Regions from separate parts of the Homo sapiens genome. Here regions 1 and 2 are each linked to region 3. A link is a loop called in an ENCODE intact Hi-C map of the cell type or tissue named here. Cell type or tissue: IMR-90. All regions are shown on one strand. Each heading gives the region's core, and the rest is flanking DNA. Links, peaks and the distances in the headings are about the cores only.

Region 1 (3,458 bases), core at 492-2,991, 430 kb after region 3:
CTACTTGCCAATATGATGATATTAGGAAGTGGGATCTTTGGATGGTGACTGGATCAAGAAGGCAGGGCCCTCATAAATGAGATTAGTGCCCTTGTAAAAGAGGCCCCAGAGAGCTGCCTTGTCTCCTTCCACCATGTGAGGACACAGCGAGACGGTGCTGCTCTGTGAACCAGAAAGCAGGCTTTTACCAGACACCAAATCTGCCGGCACCTTTATCTTGGACTTCCCAGCCTCACTCACAGGAACTGTGAAAAATAAATTTCTGTGGATTATAAGCCACCCAGTTTATGGTATTTTGTTTTTGCAGCCCAAATGGACTAAGACTGGGAGTCTGCAAGGAAATCATCCAGATTTACCATCCTACACAAAAAACCATAATCACACAAAAGCAGAGCTTCCATTCAGCTTAGGGCCTCTCTCTTAAATAAGCACAGACTGCCAAGGATCATGAGACATCTAAGGAAAGCAACAAATATGAAAGATAAAGACCAAAGCAAACAAACAGAAAAAGGAAATTTGGAAGAAAAAGAATATGCAGACAAAAAAAAAAAAAACTACCAATATTTCCTAAGAGAGATAAGACACTGCATCCATAAAACAAATATAGGATTTTTTTTTCAAAAAAAGGAATGGAAACTATACATATTATAGCAGAAATAAGAACTTAGTAGAAAAACTGGAAGACAAAGTTGAGAAAAATCTCCCAGAAAGCAAAGAAAAAAAATGTAAAGAAATGGAAAATAGATGAAAATAGACAAGAAAATTAGAGAAACCCATCAGTAGGCCCAACATCTAACAACAGGAATTCAAAAGAGAGAGGAGAGATAAAATGAAGGAGAGGAAATCAAAGAAATTATTTAAGGAAAATTTGCAGAATTTATGAGATAAATTCCAGATTGAACAGGATTAGCAGAATGAATTAAAAAAACAGACATATAACTACATAATACAAGAATTTCAGAACTCTGGGGACAAAGATTCTCTCTCTAGCTCGCAAAGAGAAAAAAAGAAAGTTTCAAAATAGTTGAAAAGGATGTTCTAAGCATCTGATCTCAACATCGACACAGAAAAATAGAAGACAGTAGAGCAATGCCTTCAAAATTCTGAGAAAAAATTATTTCTGACTCAGAGTTCTCTGCCCAGCCAAACTATCCATAAAACAAGAGGGGAGAAAAAACATTTACAGACATGTATAGTCTTGAAAAAATTCTATCCCATCCAGAGAACTATTGAAAGTGGCCCTTCAAAATGAGAAAGTAAACAAAGACAGCCAAAGATACCAGATACAGAAACAGGGGCTCCAAAACAAGACAGAACTGAGAGAATCATAAAGATGACAGTAAAGCAAGTCCAAGACAACAGCTGCACAAAAGTTCTAGCTTTAACAAGTTCAAACTGGAGTAGGTCAGAAGGCCCTGGGAAAGAGCTTCTCACGAAGTCAAAATTGGTAGGTTTGAAGATAAGCCATTTATACACTTGAGAGATAGTTTGGGCTAAATCAGGGTTTCTCAACAACAGCTCTACTGACATTGTGGGCCTTCTAATTCTTTGTTACAGGAGGCTGTCTTGTGCAGTGCAGAAGAATATTTGGCAGCATACCTGGCTTCTACCCACTAGATGTCAGTAGCACACACCCGCACTCTCCTCCCCTCCCCCAACATTGCCAAATGTCCTCTGGAGAGAAAATGGGCCCCAATTGATAACCACTTGGCTAATTTAATAAGTATACAGAAAACTAAGCAAAGCAAAATTGTTAAAAATTACTAACTCTGGCCTAGCTAACATGGTGAAAATGGAGTCATTATAAACTGAAATACTGATGTATACAGGCTGGGCATGGTGGCTCACGCCTATAGCCCTAGTACTTTGGGAGGCTGAGGCAGGAGGATTGCTTAAGCCCAGGAGTTCAAGACCAGCTTGTGCAATAATAGTGAAACTCCATCTCTATGAAATGCGGATGTATCCAAACGACTTGCAGTATGACAATATTGGGAGTACTGGGCAGGGTTAAAATGTGTGCTTGTGTGTGGTTGGGGATAGTGGTAAACCCTCATTTTTACTTAAACTGAAAAATATCTTAAACTGAAAAATCAAGAAGTAACACTATAAAAACGCTAGTTTCGGCTGGGCATGGTGGCTCACGCCTGTAATCCCAGCACTTTGGGAGGCCGAGGCAGGCGTATCACGAGGTCAAGAGATCAAGACCATCCTGGCTAACACTGTGAAACCCCATCTCTACTAAAAATACAAAAAATTAGCCAGGTGTGGTGGCGCGCGTCTGTAGTCTCAGCTACTCAGGAGGCTGAGGCAGGAGAATCGCTTGAACCCGGGAGGCAGAGGTTGCAATGAGGTGATATCGCACCACTGCACTCCAGCCTGGGTGACAGAGTGAGACTCCGTCTCAAAAAAAAAAAAAAAAAAAATGCCAGTTTCAAATATGGAAGTAAGTATCAAAAGAATGAGTTGAAAGCAGTTGCCCCTAGGCAGCCTGAAATGAGGGGAAATTTGCAGAGACCTACTGTTTTTGTAAATATAGTCATGTGCCATATAAAGACATTTTGGTCAACAATCACAAAGATGACAGTGGTCCCATAAGATTACAAATACCATATTTTTACTGTACCTTCTGTATGTTTGAACACACAAAGACTTATGATGTATTACAACTGCCTACAGTATTCAGTACAGTAACATGCTGTAGCCTAGGAGCAACAGGCAATGCCATATAGCCTAGGTGTGTAGCAGGCTAAACCATCTAGGTTTGTGCAAGCACACTGTATCATGTTCAAATGATGTCTAATGATACATTTCTCAGAATAGGTCCTCATCATTAAGTGACAAGTGACTATAGTTCTGCAGAGCTATTTAACTCTTATAAATATATGCATGTATTAAACATAACTTTGATAAAAATTAAATTTAAAAAATCAACTGAATCCATATTATCAAGGACTTTCCTACTGGTTAAAGCTACCTTGATTTAGAATCAAATAGCTATGTAACTTTGAGCAAGTTACTTAGCATCTTTAAGCCTAGTTTCTTCATGTGTAAAATGGATAATGAAGAATAATAGCTAATACTGTCATACTGTCAAATGAGATAATGTAAGTGAACTGGTTAGCATAGTGTCTAGCACATACTGTTTACAAATAGTACCTATCATTCAAATTGCAATCAGAGGGTAATAATTATAAACTTTAAAACAGGTAAATCTTAATCTCATCTGTTTTAGAAAGTAACCCTGGCAGTTGTGGGGAGGATGGTTAAGAAAGGAAAGGCCTTGGAAGCAGACTGACCAATTAGAAAGGCTACACATTGGAGAAAATAACAATAATTAGACAAAGGCAGAGCCATGGAGAGAAAGATAAGGATACAGAGACATTTTCTAAGTGGTGAACTATATGTGAGAAAAAGGAAAAGAGAGGAGTCAAAAACTGTTCTAACTTAAGCATATAAAT
Region 2 (3,458 bases), core at 492-2,991, 230 kb after region 3:
GTGTTGCCTAAGAATTGTTTTCAGGTTGCTTCATGGGCCTTATCTTGCCTTCTGACCTAGATTGCAATCTCCTTCTAGGCAAGAATCAAGCCCGGTGCAAGAATCAAGCCCGGTGCTGCCTTTGAACGAGATGTGGAACCCGACACAGGTCTGGACACAGTATAGCCAGGGGATGAGGGCTTGTGGGTGAGTGCACGCAGAAAGGCACACTCGGCTGGGGCGGTAAGGCCGCAAAACTGTGTCCTAGGCACTGCGTTTTGTGATTTATCTGTCTTAGCTCATCTAATAATAACTGTGGCGGCAGGGTGATATTATCCCCAGTTTAGAGATGAGAAAACAGAGATTGAAAGAGATTAAGTGACTTCTCTGAAGCCACAAAAGTAGTCCAGTTGTCTCTTGCTAACTGTGGGGGTTTGGTTGCCTGATCCCCTTGAATACCAAAGTCTGCGGATGCTCAAGTCCCGTGTCAGCCCTGCAGAGCCCTTGCATAGAGGACACTTTGCTTGTAACCAGCAAAATCAGGGGTTAATCCTAGGTGGGTCTGACTGCCTTTCTCATAACCTTGTAACAACCATATCCATGGGAGGCAGCATGCTAACAGTGAACTCTCTGAAATTCTAAAGCACACCCTACCCACAAGAGATCAGAGCAAGTTCTAGGGTGGCACTGTCCAACAGAACTTTCAATGATGGAAATGTTTATTTCTGTGCTGACATGAGAGCCACTGGCCACATGTGGCCATCGAGTACTTGAAATGTGGCTAATGAAGTAAAGAACTGGATTTTAAATTTTATTTTATCTTAATTTGTTTATTTATTTGAGACAGGGTCTTGCTCTGTCACCCAGGCTGGAGTGCAGTGGCGTGATCTTGGCTCATCGTAGCCTCAACTTCCTGGGCTCAGGTGATTCTCCCACCTCAGCCTCCCAAGTAGCTAGGACTATAGGTATGCACCACCATGCCCGGCTAAGTATTTTGGTAGAGACAGGTTTCAACAAGTTGCCCAGCCTGGTCTCAGACTCCTGGGGTCAAGAGATCTGCCCACCTCAGCCTCCCAAAGTGCTGGGATTATAGGTATGAGCTACCACCCCCCAGCCTGCTTATTTAATCTTAATTAAAACGTAAGTACTGTGGTCACATGTAGCTAGTGGCTTCCATATTGGATAGTGCTTCCCAACCACGTCCATGTCAAGTCAACATAGAAAATACTAATTACGCAATAATGAGACTGTTTGCTGCCAGAGGCAACTGGCTCAAGGGGTCCTGCCTTCCTGACCCCACCTAGCCTCCCTCAACAAATCTGTAGGCCACTTTAGGCACACTAGCTCTTCACAATGGTCAAGCTTCCTGCCAGCTCCCAGCCTCTGGGCCTGGAACACCAAAGTCATTGTGATCGTAAGAAATGCCAGCATAGGAGATGTGCAGGACCTTGTCAGTTCTTGCATGGTGTCCTTTCCTCCATTCCACACACAGTGCCTGGCCCTGGGCAGGGGCTGGGGTAAAAAGAACTCAGAGCCAGCCCTCACTAAGCACTCCCACGAGGCCATCTGATTCATATGCCCCAAACTGTTCTTTTTTGGCAGCACTTTGGCGCCCCCTCCTGGGCATCCTGCAGAGTTCAGGTGCGCATAAATTTGCCAGGAGGGGACAAGGACTTGGCCCTGGGACTGACCGCAGGGCTGTCAAAGACTTCCAGCCCCCCTGGCCAGCCAAGTGAGGGAATGCCTGCCCTTTTTCCAGGCCCAACTGGGGCAGCTCTTTTTCCTGCAGGGAAAAGGCACTTTACTGGCAGCCCTGGGGAAGAGGCAGGGGAGGCAGCTGAGTCTGGAAACGGGAGCATTCCAGAGCCCAGGCCTCTAGGCCCCTGTGCACTCTTCACACTGTGCCAACCCTGGATTTTCAGAGAGAAACCAGAGAGGATGGCTTGGCAGAGGCCCTTTTGGAGGTAACTGGGAAGCAGGAGAGGATGTGAAGTCAAGGCTGGTCTCTGAAGTGGAGGAGTTGGCCACAGGGAGAGAGGAGATAGGAAAGGACTTTGCAGTGGAGGGGGCAGCCAGGGAAAGCCCTGGAGGAGAAGGGGAGGGTGATCACCAGGGCATTAAAGCGGTCAGCGTGGCTGGAGTGGAGAGGTTGAGTGGAGATGAGGGAGGTGGTGAGGCTGCTGAGGTGAGGAGGCTGAGGTAGGAGGATCGAATGAGCCCCAGAGATCAAGGCTGCAGTGAACCGAGATCATGCCACTACACTCCCACCTGGGCACTGGAACAAGACCCTGTCTAAAAGAAAATGTGAAAACCATTCTTAGCTCTTAGGGCATACAGACACAGGTGGCAGGCAGAGTTTGGCTTGAGAGCTATAGTTCACTCACTCTCATTCTATCAGAAGGTGCCTGGATGGTGCATGGACAGGCCAACCCCTCTCCCACCCTCCAGCCTTTCCCCATCGCTTCACTTTCAAGTCTCATGCAGCCAGCCAGCCAGGTTTAAACACCACCTCCTCCAAGAGGACTTTTCTTACCTTCCCAGTCCAAGTTAGCCTCCCCCACTGTATTACTCCATTTTCACACTGCTGTAAAGAACTGCCTGAGACGGGGTAATTTATAAAGAAAAGAGGTTTAACTGACTCACAGTTCCACAGGCTTAACAGGAAGCATGACTGGGAAGCCTCATGACACTAACAATCATGGCGGAAGGCGAAGAGGAAGCAAGGACCTTCTTCACATGGTGGCAGGACAGAGAGCAAGGGAATCTACCACACGCTTTTAAACCATTAGATCTCATGAGAACTCACTATCACTAGAATGGCAAGGGGGAAAACAGCCCCCATGATCCAATCACCTCCTACCAAGTCCCTTCCTCCACACGTGGGGATTACAATTCTAGATGAGATTTGGGTGGGGACAGAGAGCCCAACCATATCACCCATCAACTTTGTGCCCCTTATAAAGTTACTGACCAGTAACTTACTGACCTCTGGGTGTGTATATGTGTGTGTGTATATATGTTTGTGTGTGTGTGTGCATGTGTGTGTATGTGCATGTGTGTGTTTGTATGTGTGTGGATATGTGTGTGTGTGTGTATTTGTGTATGTGTGTGTATTGTGTATATGTGTGTGAGCGCCTTTCCTTGCACCAGCCCTGTGCTGTGCCGTGCAGTAGCCACTAGCCACATGTGGCTATTTAGGGCTTGAAATGTGGTGAGTCCAAATTGAGATGTGCTGTGGGTGTAAAATACACACAGAATTTCAAGCAGCATAGAAAACAAGAATATAAAATATTTCATTAATTTTCCAGCTCTTAGGGAAGTTGATGAATTTTAATTACTGAATTTTATTTTAATTACATTTTAAAATGACAAGATATTGGATATATCTTATTAAATGTATTATTATTAAATTTATTTTTATGGTGTTTCTTTTTACCTTTTTTTTTTTTTTTTTTTTTGAGACAGGGTCTCACTCTGTC
Region 3 (2,500 bases), core at 1-2,500:
ATTGTGGTTAATGAAGCTCCATAAAACCCACACAAAGGGTCAACCCTGCATTATTTGGTAAAGTGATGGGGTTACCATAACCAGCAGCACAAAGCACAGCACTTAGACCTGTGCCAGAGAGCTTAACTGTACAATGTGGTCCACCTAGCAATGATAAAACAATGACTGATGAAGACTAACTCGACAAAGAATTGTTTGAGAGTCACGCATTCTACCCACTTACCTACTCTGTATTTTATTCTGGCGTTAAACTGGACTGTCAGAAACAAAATGCTTTGGCTTCACTACCCAACCCAACTAGTCTCCCAACACAACCCCATCCCGCTAAGAAAACTGCTATCACTGAGTCATGTTTTTTTGTCATGCCCTCACCTTCCAGCAAGGGTTGCTGTAAGAAACAGCCTCGAGAATACTAAGGCTGCATTTTCTGAGGAACTGTTAAGACATGATCGAACACATTTCTCAATATCATCTATTTGGTATGAGCCAGAAACTACAGAGTTAAGCATTAGGAGAAGTTGTGCCTACTCAGAGACCTGCTGCAAACCAATATATGTTTTCCTCATAAACAATGAGAGTAACGATGTTCTGTGTTTCCTTTTAAATGCTGGAAGCTAGAAAACTCAGAATCAAACTTATGATTCAATTAGAGCAACTGTTTAGGATTATGGTCTGCCTCTCTGGGGTCTATCCCTCCTAAACTGGTTTTGTTAGACCTGATTTTGAGGCTTGATCTTTCATATTTATAAATGTACAATTTTGTTTTATGTTTTTCTTGTAAGTTGCCTAAAACCGTCTGGCAATTGGAGGGGAAATGGAGGGAAGGGATGAAAGGCAGGCCAACTTCATATCTGGAAATGGGGAGCTGGAGCCCAGGGGGATGGAAGGGTACACCAAGGCCACGCAGTAACCAGAGGTGGGGCTGGACCCAGCTGGGCACAGGAGAGTACTCAGTTCAGTGCCAGTGCTGAGCCTTTCTGCACAGCCCCACAAATGGTACTTAACAAATGTGTTTGGATGATAATCTGTCCTTTTTAAAAAGTGTCACTTTTTTAAAAAATGAGGGTAAAATTCAACATTTCTAGAGTAAATTCAACAATTCCAGGATTTAAAAATATCTATATGAGTTCTTTCCGCCCCAGCCCTCGTCTTCCTGGGAAACCATCACTCCTGAAAACATTTCACGGACCAGGTGGCAATTCTGCTCATGACCACCAGGTGGCGATGCAGGACAAGTTGAGCTCCAGCTCTCCCAGGGCAACTAAGGCTGTGGGGCCATTGGGCAGCAAGTTTCCGTCAGGTTAGACTGTTTCTTCCCAGGCTCGTCCAGAAGTTACCCATAAATCAGACGATTTGGTCCCAAATTGTTGACTGAATCAAAACACTCAGTTCCAGGTCAACTTTGTATTAAACACAAGCTGGGCTGCTAAAGACAGCTACCTCTTAGTAAGCCAGAGCTTGGGCAGTGGTGGCTGGAGGGTGGCACCAGCACTGGCTGAGACTTCGGGAGACCACTCAGCCTGTTTGCTCACCTGTGAAACAGGCTTCGCACTAGTTACCCCACAGGGTCATCCTGGGATGACCACACGTATGGGAAAAGTCCTGGCCCATTACAGGTATGCAGTAAAAGTGTATTAATTGTTGTGTAGAAGTTTGGGTGCATCCCACAAGCCCCAAACACTGGTAATGGCCCCGGTGCTGTGCAGGTGGTCCCAGGGAGATGATGCCATCCAGGGCTGCATGTTGTCCAACAGCAGCTGGACCCAGCTCCCTTCCCTCAGGGGCTATGGGATGCTGGAGGGGCCCCTAAGGAGGTGCCCATACAGGAGGCAGGAGAGCGATCACTCCAGGCAAGAGAGACCTGCGGGCCCCTGATCCCTGCCAGCCTGTGACCAACCACAGCCAGCCAGTCCCCGTGATGTCTTCCCCACTGGGATTCCAAAGCTTCTCATGGAGAGGGAAGCCAGGCCTGGTTCAAGTCCCTTCACTGCCACTTGCGTCCCACTCCCCAAAGGTCCTAGCCCCACCGCCTTGAAGCCTGAGGGCGAGGCTTCCTGTCACCTGGTCCTCCAAGAGGGAAATTCAGCTGTGGGGGTCTCTGTTCCCTCCCCACTTCCCAGAATCAAGCCTGGTGGGCTCTCTGCTTACCGTGCACAGCTCTGGGCTCCTCAGGGCACTGTGGAGAGACTGCCCTGCTCAGGGCCTCCCCTAGGGACGTGTGCGGTAGATGCGGGGATCCTGGCCGCCAGGGTTTCTCTTCACAGGGTTCTGTGTGGGAGCCCTCGCTGCCACCATAGTCAGACTCTGTGTCAGAGCTGGAAGGAGGAAGGAGTGGGTGGGTGAGTCAGGGGGCCTGGAACCCATGCCCCAACACACCCACACTGCGTCCTGCCCAGGACTGCTCCAGCGCACCTGGGGGGCCTGGGCTTAGTCCTGTGTGCCCAGAGCCCAGCTTCGGACTTTGTTATGGGTTGAATTGTATTCCTGAAAACTCATATGC

The links. Hi-C counts contacts between places; a loop is a spot of excess contacts. Peaks named below come from ENCODE experiments on the same cell type or tissue, not always from the same donor. Only the 100,000 strongest peaks of a DNase experiment are listed, where the experiment ranks them.
Region 1: a loop joins it to region 3, with 7 times the contacts of the local background. A loop is called at or near these places in 4 of 110 quality-filtered maps.
Region 2: a loop joins it to region 3, with 26 times the contacts of the local background. A loop is called at or near these places in 108 of 110 quality-filtered maps.

What each region holds. Positions count from the first base shown.
Region 1 is chr11:11,847,573-11,851,030 of GRCh38, reverse strand. The region is part of intron 1 of USP47 (ubiquitin specific peptidase 47); the gene reads right to left. Among named protein-coding and RNA genes, the nearest start is that of USP47, 7.3 kb to the right of the region's middle. In IMR-90, for the core only: a CTCF peak has its summit at 1,611 (motif pointing right); a DNase peak (open chromatin) is centred at 1,610.
Region 2 is chr11:12,045,689-12,049,146 of GRCh38, reverse strand. All of the region lies in intron 1 of LINC02547 (long intergenic non-protein coding RNA 2547), which reads right to left. Among named protein-coding and RNA genes, the nearest start is that of LINC02547, 17 kb to the right of the region's middle. In IMR-90, for the core only: a CTCF peak has its summit at 1,588 (motif pointing left); a DNase peak (open chromatin) is centred at 1,566; H3K27ac peaks cover 835 bases.
Region 3 is chr11:12,280,748-12,283,247 of GRCh38, reverse strand. It overlaps a transcript of MICAL2 not described here. Among named protein-coding and RNA genes, the nearest start is that of PARVA, 96 kb to the left of the region's middle. In IMR-90, for the core only: a CTCF peak has its summit at 1,216 (motif pointing right); DNase peaks (open chromatin) are centred at 1,247 and 2,287; H3K27ac peaks cover 639 bases.